3 separate regions of the Homo sapiens genome follow, and regions 2 and 3 are each linked to region 1. Evidence: chromatin contacts called from ENCODE Hi-C or POLR2A ChIA-PET data. All regions are on one chromosome and are shown on one strand. The core of a region is the stretch at or near the end of the contact, and the rest is flanking DNA. Distances in the headings are between cores, read along the strand shown. Region 1 overlaps ZFHX3 (zinc finger homeobox 3). Region 2 overlaps ZFHX3 (zinc finger homeobox 3). Region 3 overlaps ZFHX3 (zinc finger homeobox 3).

What was found. A loop is a pair of places that touch in the nucleus more often than their neighbours do. ChIA-PET counts read pairs that join two places held with the same protein, here RNA polymerase II (POLR2A). Pooled maps may share reads with other maps.
Region 2: a map of heart right ventricle shows a loop between it and region 1 (2.5-fold over the local background). The contact joins two enhancer-like sites. A Hi-C loop is called at or near these places in 6 of 168 maps with a recorded cell type or tissue (Right ventricle myocardium inferior, astrocyte of the cerebellum, heart left ventricle and 2 more) and 1 of 50 pooled maps. POLR2A ChIA-PET finds 5 or more read pairs at or near these places in 5 of 52 experiments (A673, BJ, HepG2 and 2 more).
Region 3: a loop to region 1 is called in a map of mesothelial cell of epicardium, with 18 times the contacts of the local background. The contact joins two enhancer-like sites. A Hi-C loop is called at or near these places in 4 of 168 maps with a recorded cell type or tissue (aorta, gastrocnemius medialis, mesothelial cell of epicardium and 1 more). POLR2A ChIA-PET finds 5 or more read pairs at or near these places in 2 of 52 experiments (Panc1 and endothelial cell of umbilical vein).

The regions. Positions count from the first base shown.
Region 1 is chr16:72,893,093-72,896,590 of GRCh38, forward strand. All of the region lies in intron 3 of ZFHX3 (zinc finger homeobox 3), which reads right to left. Among named protein-coding and RNA genes, the nearest start is that of ZFHX3, 150 kb to the right of the region's middle. Within about 2 kb of position 1,741, at least 10 of the 41 ENCODE cell types and tissues checked have a DNase peak (open chromatin) inside an H3K27ac peak, as active enhancers do; they include A673, endothelial cell of umbilical vein, heart left ventricle and 1 more, where a contact is called at or near this core.
Region 2 is chr16:72,937,382-72,940,517 of GRCh38, forward strand. All of the region lies in intron 3 of ZFHX3 (zinc finger homeobox 3), which reads right to left. Among named protein-coding and RNA genes, the nearest start is that of ZFHX3, 110 kb to the right of the region's middle. RefSeq lists an enhancer at 1,469-1,763. Within about 2 kb of position 1,615, at least 25 of the 41 ENCODE cell types and tissues checked have a DNase peak (open chromatin) inside an H3K27ac peak, as active enhancers do; they include A673, heart left ventricle and heart right ventricle, where a contact is called at or near this core.
Region 3 is chr16:72,846,890-72,850,196 of GRCh38, forward strand. The region is part of intron 4 of ZFHX3 (zinc finger homeobox 3); the gene reads right to left. Among named protein-coding and RNA genes, the nearest start is that of ZFHX3-AS1, 180 kb to the left of the region's middle. RefSeq lists a silencer at 425-484. Within about 2 kb of position 1,987, at least 28 of the 41 ENCODE cell types and tissues checked have a DNase peak (open chromatin) inside an H3K27ac peak, as active enhancers do; they include endothelial cell of umbilical vein, where a contact is called at or near this core.

The DNA of each region.
Region 1 (3,498 bases), core at 491-2,990:
GCCAAGAACTGCTGTCTTAGGTCACCAGGACCAAAAGAATGATATTCATTAAAGCTTCAACTAAAACTGAGTGAATAAAAGATGGCAGAGACAATAACCATGAAATTCAAAGAAATACGTTCCATCAAGAGATTTTGGAGGTAGAATAAACTATGAAATCAGACCAAGAATCACTAAAGCCTTACCTCCAATCCCCCCACTACCTCCCTATGAAACAGGATTTCCTCACAATAAGGCACTGAATTTCAAACATCAAATTTGAATATGGATGTGTGAGAGTTCTATTCCAAATGGCTGGAGTCTTCAATCTCTGAGCCACAAGAGAGGAATAACATGGCCAGAAGAGTTGGATGGAAATGCGATGTCAAATGTCCAAATCCATGGGCTCTTGGGTCATAGGACCGTATAAACCCTGGATTGAAATAAACATCATACCGGGTACTCACACTTTAAAAAATGGATATGATAAAAGATATTCTAAAATCCACTCCACACTCTAGCTCATGTTGGTAAACTACAATCTCTTACACTGCCATGAATTATTCTGTCTGCCACTTTGAGAGCCATTTTAGCAAGAAACTGGGCATGCATTACAAATAGTGGAGAAAAGAATAAGAGGAAACAAGAAAATGAAGCCACGGCTGCTCCCACCTAACCTGGTCCAGTGAACACCTAGGGTTCTCTCCTAGAAAATTCATGAAAGATTCATTCAAAATTCCAAGCTTGCTTTGTATTCCAAGTTTATTCTCCAAAACACTTAAAAAAATCCAGAATAGGCCGGATGCAGTGGCTCACACCTGTAAACCCAGGACTTTGGGAGGCTGAGGTGGGCACATCACCTGAGGTCAGGAGTTCAAAACCAGCCTGGCCAACATGATGAAACCCCGTCTCTATAAAAATACAAAAATTAGCCAGGCATAATGGTGGGTGCCTGTAGTCCCAGCTACTTGGGAGGCTGAGGCAGGAAAATCGCTTGAACCTGGGAGGCAGAGGTTGCAGTGAGCCACAATAGTGCCACTGCACTCCAGCCTGGGCGACAGAGCAAAACTCTGTCTCAAAAAAAAAAAAAAAAAATCCAGAATAAACTATATCTTGGTTGCCAGGAAACAGCTGTGCATAAACCTAACATCCCAACCCAAACTTCTGCTTGGGTCTACTATGTCTACCTGCATGTGACAAGTCCTGCTCTCCCCAGATTTTCCAAGTGTCTCGTTATTTCTTAAGTTGTCCAACTGGAAGTAAACAGAGACCCAAAGCTAGCAGCAAGGTCCTGACCTCTGTGACCTTCTCCACATCATTCGGCCATTTCCTAGGCCCTGAGCGGCTCAACCCGCGACCCTGTTGGTCAGATCCTCTCTCCCTTCCTCCCAAGTGGCACTGGCCTCATCCCCAGAATCCCACCCTTGGAACCTGCCTAATAAAAAGCAGTGGTAGGGAGTGTGCTAAGAGGCCCATGAGCACTCCACGGGGCCAGTCAGTCAGCCAAGAACATGCCTTCCCCGCAGAAGGGAGTGGATGTTTTCATTTGGAGGAGGAGGGAGAATAATTTGTTCCTGACCCAGCTAATTAGAATACCCTCAATTGGGATCACAATGTATTTAATTAAATTCACTGTAATATATGAAGAATCCACCAAGGCACAAATCCCAGTGGTGCACTCAAGAAAGGAGCTGCCTGCTTTCAGAGTTCTTGCTCTCCTCGCCAGGCAGGAAATTTTTCTCCCACGCAAATCCTGAATTCCCCAACCCCTTCCGCCTCTATCACAGAGTCACCCGCTGGGGAGGAGGGCAACCGGGTTCTGTTTTTACTTTTTCCATTTTCTTTACTCTGTGCTCACAATTCCTACCTACTCTCCTTTGTTGGGTCAGGAGTGTAATTTTAAAAAGAAAACAAAACAACAGCTCCAACTGTGGGCAGTGTGCTGGGATGCATGCCAACCGGGGACCCAAAGAAAACCAGCTGGTGAGCCCATTTGGCGGGGGTTTGTTTCGGTTTGAGTCTAAGTGTCTACAACACGAGACACTGCATGCACGCGCACACACATGTGAGCACACACATGCACACACACTATGCCCAACCCCAGGGACTTAACCTGCAGGTGATGCAGGCAGTGTCAGCAGCAACTCTAAGAAAATAAGGAAGGGTATAATGAGGGCATTCCCCCTTTGGCTTGAATACTGTTTTGAGAATATACTTCCCGGAATACTATAAAACACAGGGGCCTCCTAGCTAACTCAAGAAAATCCAGTATCTCCCCACAAATTACTAATGAGAAAGCGAGACCAACCAGTATCTTGAGGTCATCCTAGCTAACCAAAAAAGAGTGAGAACTCAGGTCTACCCAAACTCACTTGGTTGGGCCAACCTCTCCCTATAACCTTAAATCTGACTATACTTTTCCTTGATCACTCCCACTCCAACTCACTTGCTTGTTTAGAAAGCACCTGGAGGCCAGGCGTGGTGGCTCACGCCTGTAATCCCAACACTGGGAGGCCAAGGAAGGAGGATCACTTGAGCTTAGGAGTTCAAGAGCAGCCTGGGCAACATGGTGAGACCCCGTCTCTATAAAAAGAAATAAAAAATTAGCCAAGTGTGGTGGCACATGCCTGTAGTCTTAACTACTTGGGAGGCTGAGGCAGGAGGATCACTTGATCCCAGGAGGTGGAGGCTGAAGGGAGGTATGATCACACCAGCGTACTCCACCCTGGCTCACAGAGTGAGACCCTGTCTCAGTAAATAGATTAGACAGACTACATAGATAAACAGATAGGTAGATTAGACTAGATAGATAGATAGATAGACGGATAGATAGGTAAAAACAGACAGATAGCACCTGCAAAAGACTGGATCATAAGAACTGCAAAGGTACTGTAGCTTTCACAGAAAGAAACATCTATGCTTGGCAATTGAATTTACTTTCTGAAATCTTGGAGAAGTATGATGAAGGAAGGAAGTATCTAGTTTGAGTCATAAATGGGAGCAGAAAAAGAACCCAACGATCTCCAAGTCCTCCAAATGCTGTGCAGCGGATAACAGACTGTCCTCATCTGGATTAACTGGAAATTTGGCACACGTTCGGGGGTCAACAGCTACGGCTGGAAACGAAGCCAGGGTTCATACGAGGGCTCACTCACGTCAGTCAAAGAGACCTTTTCTTGCACCTCTTCCTAATCCTATTAGGGCTACTCATGTTTTAAAATGTTCATCCCGTCTCAGTTTCGCTGGAAGGGGGACACTCCAATGCTTCTGACACGAAAACATCTCACGGCCCCCATCTGTCTCTGTGCCTTCCCTTCTAGGTCTGGCTCACTGAGAAGAACACAGCAAAGCCCTCCCTGCAACCAGAGGCACCTCGGATAAAGGGGCTGGCGCGTAACACCAAGCACAAAAAGCAAACTAATCATTTTAAAAGAAGGGAGACAACAGAGGCTCCGCTGTGCGACTTTGTGGGATTCTACCCCATTAGTATGTTGTGCTTGTTCAGCCTCGTCAAACACT
Region 2 (3,136 bases), core at 365-2,864, 44 kb after region 1:
TGGCAAAGGCGGCTGAAAGGTCCGGCGAATTAGGACACAGCCGACAGAGTCAGCAACACAGAAACCACTGGCGACCTGTCCTACTAGTGGTGAAAAGTGTCACTTCTGGATCCAGCAACTGGGAGGGGACATGGTGAGTCAACTCCCAGAGTGGGCATGATTCAGAGTGAGGGGTTGCTGGGCAATGCGGCCTTGGGCCTTGGGTGCCAGCCCCCATGGAGGACCAGGTGACTTCCATGAGTACAGGCTGCCAGCTTCAGGGCCACCGCCATGCTACACCCCGCAGCTGCTCCCACGCCACCTGCAGAAGGCAGTACCTTTCCATCCTCTCTGTTCCACTTCTACCACTGCAGAGGGAAGGAAGGAAAACACCATCTCCTCTCACTTCCTGACCTTCCTCCTCTGCCTCCAAGAGCCTTTTTTTGGTTTGTTTGTCCTATGCACGACTTTTTCAGTTTTCCAACAATCACTGGTGTCCTATACTTCTTAACCCTCCACTTGTAAAACAACACCTTTCAGACACTCCTCAGCTACTTTTCTTGCAAAGAAACTTGCTGTCAGTAAAGACAAGAGAGTAAATGGAGAGAAACGGATAACCACCTGCTGATGTCTACTTGTGCTGCATTCTTGAGAAACTCACAAAACTGAAGGCAATCCAGGTCCTCAAGAGGTTTACGAACCAGTTGGTGAAACCACCTAGCACATGACGCAGAGACCAGCGTGGTGCCAAACAGTGTGACACCCGTGTGGGGCAGAGATGCCGTGTGTGGGTACAGCAGCTGGAGAGACAGTTCTGGAAAACCAGGGATATGTCACTAGAGCATAAAAGATGGACAGGAAATATGCTCTTCCTTAAAGTCTGATTAAAAAATAAAAGATACTTTCCAACAGGGCCCCGTGCCCATCTCAGCAACGCAGGGCGTGTGTAACCAAATCACACAGAAATGAGCACTTAAAATGACATCTGTTGGATTAATTAGCTGTGTAATTAGTCTCCCCTCAGCGGAGCTGGGCTTTGTGGCTGTTGTCTGAAATCTCCCCAGGTGACTTGATTCCAAATGCCACACTCCAAGAGGAAGAAAGCACAGGCCAGGAAAAGAAGACAGGCGTCCGAATGTGTTTGCGGGAGGCAGCGGGAAGGGAGAGGGAGTTTCTGGAGAATTTGGTGGGTCCCTCGGGAAGCTAGCTAGAACATCAGGGAGGAATAGCCATCCACAGAGGTGTCACTCGAGAACTCACCACCTCAGAGCAAATCGGCACGCCCCCAAGGCATGAGTTTTGGATAACCCCAAAGCACTAAACACTCAGAGACATGAATTAGGGCGGCAAGACCCTGGAGGTGAAGAGAGCCGAGTATGGATTCCGAGTTGGACACAAAGAGACGGGACAGAGGTCAGAGCTCTTGTCCCTGGAGGAGTTGTTTGGTCTTCCTCCGCTGACAGCTGCAGCCATCACTAATGTGAACCCAGTCTGGGCAAAAAAAAATTAATAATGAAAATGGTCAGAGCCTAATCTGAGAACCAGAAAGTGAACAACCACGCACAAACAGAAGTCTCCAGCCAAATCACTCCCCACAGTGCTTCCTCAAGCACAGCTGGCTTCGGAGTCACACTTGCTGACTCATGTCTAGGACACATAGCCCTGGGACCCGCGCCACTTGGCCTGGCTCACTAGAGGAGCCGAGGAATATTCCCCATGCTTCTCTATCTATAATTATTTTAGAAAACAAGAGACATGGCGGTAGAGGGGAAGTATAGAAGACAAAGGCACAGGAGCTATGGGAGGACCACAGTGAAAACCATCTTGGAGCAGGGGACTCCTCAGCTGGGGACGAGCCAGTGGGGTTACCTTTGATCTCCCCCACCCCCATCTCGAGGCACAGAGTACCCTCCACAGAGCAAAAACATCCGATGCTGCTCAGAGAACCTTCCTGGGCCTGCGACAATGAGCAGTTCGTAAAGAATCTGGAACATGAAACATTCAAATCAAACAAGCCCTGTTCGAAACCAGCAAGACATGTTCTAAAGCTAGATGGAGCCACTCTGCTAAGACACTCCCTGCCATAAACACAATCGGAGCTCCTCCCAGATCTTCAGTAGCGCCAACAGGCATCTGCAGGACCACTGCAGTGACACAGACTCGCTCCCAAGGGCAAAAGGGGTCTGGGAGCAAACACCAAACCCCGACATTATCATTCTCATTGTCCCGAAGGCCCATAGATACAGGCTGGGTGCAGTGGCTCAGGCCTGTAATCCCAGCACTTTGGGAGGCCCAAGTGGGCGGATCACTTGAGGTCAGGAGTTCGAGACCAGCCTGGCCAACACGGTGAAACCCTGTCTCTACTAAAAACACAAAAATTAGCCGGGTATGGTGGCAGGCGCCTGTAATCCCAGCTACTTGGGAGGCTGAGGCAGGAGAATCACTTGAACCCGGGAGGCAGAGGTTGTGTGCAGTGCTGTGATCATGGCTCACTGCAGCCTTGACCTCCTCGGCTCAAGCAATCCTCCCACCGCAGCCCTCTCATGTAGCTGGGACTATAAGCACCACCACACCCTGATAATTTTTTTATTTTTTGTAGAGATGAGGTCTGGCTATGTTGCCCAGGCTGGTCTTGAACTCTCAGGCTCAGCTGATCCTCCCACCTCAGTCCCCACTGCAGCTAGGACCAGAGGTGTGTGCCGCCACACCTGGCTAATTTTTTAAATTTTTTTATAGAGACAGGGTCTGTTTATGTTGCCCAGGCTGGTCTTGAACTCCCGGGCTCAAGTGGTTCTCCTGCCTCAGCCTCCCTGTGTTGAGTTTACAGGTGTGAGCCATGGCCCCAAACAAGTTTTTTAGTAACACATTACACATTCGTGAGCCTGAGTCTGTACAAAATCCTACTTCAATGGCCAGCACAAAATCAGTACTCCACAAATGTTGTTGACCCAGGGAACGAAGACCCCTTCCCAGTGATTTCAGTCTCCCAGAAGCTGCACAGGGAAATCTGGGAAATCCTGTGCCTCTTGGGTCCTGAGGGCTGGGGTCTGAACCCATGGGAGGAGAAGAAGTCAGGGTAGCCAATGCAAGGATGCCTTCCACCCAGAACCCAGACTTCTGTCTCATTCTGAGGGGCAGCAGGAAGACACGGATGCCC
Region 3 (3,307 bases), core at 737-3,236, 46 kb before region 1:
ATGGGCGGTGCTGCAGCACTTGGACAGTCTGGACGCCCATAAACCAAAGGACCCATCTGACCATCGTGCTCTGAAGCCTCTCCCTGAGAAGAGGACAGGGCAGCACCAAGACTGGGGTGAAGGACTCAAGGCTCAGAATGGCAAATGCAGAAATTAGTTACTGCGGTGCAAATGCAGAAATTAGTTACTGACTGTTCTGCATGTCCCTTCTATGGAAATGCATTGTCCCTGCACCTAAATGTATTTCAGTGGACTTTGTAAATTTAAAAGCCATAGAAAACTATGTGACCTCGGCAGGGCTATTTTAAGCTAGCACTTCCTAGTACAAAATGAATTTGGTATTGAGGATGAAGGGGGGACTTTATTTTTCTCAAATTGGCTGTTGTAGAAGAAAGTCTGCTCAACTCAGCACTACCTAAGACGTGTCTCCCCCTAGTGACACGCAGACCTCTCTGCTACTGGTGCCACCACCCTGCAGTCTCAGGGCTGGAGCAAGGCAGCTAGGTGCAGGCAGGCAGCATTAGTTCTGCAGGCTGCATCTGGCCCTGAACCTAGGACCAGCCATCTCTTGGTACCCTGGGAGCTCCAAGAAACTCAGTGGTCAGGCCCCGGAGTGTTCCAGGTTTTGCTGCAATGTTAAGAAGTGAGCCCGGAGCACCCCCAGGGCAGCTGATCCACACACAGCTTCCGCAGCCAAGGGAAAAGAGGGGATGGATGGAGGCCAGGATAAAGAAGGGGAGGGGTGGCAGGTAAAGGGAATCTCCCCAGAGGAGTGAATTCCTTTCCAGGCTTGCTGGGGACCCAACAGGGACACCCCAAAAGGCAAGGCCTAAAGCCAGAGCAAAAACAAGCAGACGCAAAGCAGGGGAGAGTAAGCGATGGGCGAAGACATAAAAGCCCAAAGATGAGAGCTGAATGGAACAGGAAGCAAACCAGGGCCAAACCCATCACGGCTTAAAGCAAACGTTAATGTAGGTTCCACATTGATCTGAAGCCCGAGGGGGAGGAGGCTGGGTGCAGCCAGGCTCCTCCCCTCCTCCATCTCATTCCATTCACATCATCAGGAGAACTGTGTTTTGGGGAAGGGGTCAGGACAATGATTGGAGCCTGAACTTAGCTGCTGCCTTTTACAGTAGCTTCCCAGAATAAACTGCCCCAAGACTTCATCCATCACCAAAAAAGGCAACTGTAAAAACACAGGTCGCCAGCCCCTTGCCTCACACCAGCACAGTGGCCCTCCCTCCGCTCCTGGGGATGGGGGTGCTGAGGGGGAATGGAGGGCAGGCGCTCAGGCCTGGCACTAATTGCTCTTGGGGATGCTGTGTGGTGTGGGGGCTGTTCCCTGCGCTAAGCAGTTAGGAACTTCCTAAATCATTAACCTTTCTCGGAGCGCATTGTACTGGGAGGTGCTCCCTCTGCAGCCTATTCACGAGCCCTATTGATCTGCCGCACACTCGGTGCCTTCAAAGTTGTTTATGATCAATATGCAAATTGCCCATGGCATTGATCTAGTATTAATTTTCAATTAGGGAATCCACAAGGGGTCTCTGAGGGTCAATACCTAACAATGCAAAGGAAACTCCGCTGTGGAGTATCAGGCCTGATGCTGATAAAAGCTTCCTAAGCCTCCTCCTCAACAGTTCCAGGCCCTCTGGGCTGTCACCTTCACTGTGGCTCATTTGGTTCCCTCCTAAGTCAGACCCCTTCGGCGGCCTCCCAGGCTGGGTCTGCGGCCATCACCCTGTGCCCCCCCTCCCACCCCCTATGCCACTGGAACACCTCCTGGCCTGCCAGTGCCTGCCCCTCTTGCCCGCCCTCCTGATCAGATGCCCCCAGACATGCCTCCTCATCTCCCCATGCCACGCCCAGACCCAGGACCACTCTCTCCCCCAGCTCCCCAACCACACATACCTTCTTCCTCCCTCTTTCCCTTTCCCTCGTTTCTGCTTAGTCACGGAACGTCACCTTGGCATGCTGCCACGGCTGGAGCTGGCGAGCTGCACGGTCCCCAGAAATCTCAGGCAGGCAGGCAGAGCGCCGGGCTGCCAGGTTATGCTTGGCAAACAACCCACTGATGTCATTTCAAAAAACCAGGGGGGAAGGAAAAAGGCACAGCTTCAAATCATCTGTTTCTCCTTCTTTCTTTCGTCTAGCAAAATTTTTCTTCCTAATGAAGCCCGGGGGTGGGGGATGTTAATTACTTTACCACTCACTCATGGTTCCCAGAAGAGGCCAACGCCCGCCCTCCAGGAGCACAGGGCAGTGCGTGTGAGCCACTGACGGAGAGTGTCCCTGGGGACAGTGTGCCCAGCTGGGACTGGAATGACCCGGGAACTCAGTCATTCCATTTACGCCCCTAACAGCCCCTGAGAGACTTGCGTGGGAAAGCTCTGCAGCCAGAGGAGCTGCAAGAGAAAAACGTGGCTTGGTCTCCTCCCAGCAGGTAGGGGGACAAAAGCAGGGCTCAGCCATACTCCAGCCTGGGGCCCAGCCGGCTCAGCCTGACTTCTCTCTCTGCCAGGAGGTTGAAATGTGCTTACGTTTGGAATAAACCTGCCTGAAGATGAGGCCACGATCCTGCCAAGATGGTGCCCACGATCCTGCCTAAGTCCCAACCCATGCCCTGCCCACTTTCCACACTGCCACTCATGGCACTAACCAGTGCATTAGCTAGCCAGGCTAATAGGTTTATGGATAACATTAATTACCACGTTCCTCATTAATGGATGAAATCTTTATTGGTGCCATTGATCAGCGGACTTGTTAGCTGGCCTCCTAACCAATGGCGGATGTAACAAGCGTTCTTATTGGCATATCAATTAATGCAATCAATTCCTGGCCAACGGCTGCCATTCACTTCCCTGGTTGTTCGAGAGTAGGAGACAGAGCCCTGTCAAGAGTGCCTTTACTTAGAGCTCCAGCTCTCAGCTGACTTCCAGGTGGGCTCTCTGCCACTTGGAGTTCACCTACCAAAAAAAAAAAAAAAAAAAAAAAAAAAAAAAAAAAAAAAAAAAAAAATTCACACCTACCCTTCCATCTGAAAATCACCTTTCCGTGTTCCAGTGATGACAAAAGTGCTAAGCTACGTCAGGGGACATAAGCTGAAAGAAAAGGTGGGAACGGTCGGGGGACTGTCAGAGCAAACAAGAGGATTAGAGAAATCAGATGTTTCTAGGTTAGGCACTGATAGAAATGATTCAGGCCCCAGACTGGACTAGGGACAACACTCCAGATGGGACCAGCCTGAAAACACAAGCCACAGCCATCATCAGCCCTCTGCCCACCCTGGGGAAGCCTTCCTGACCCC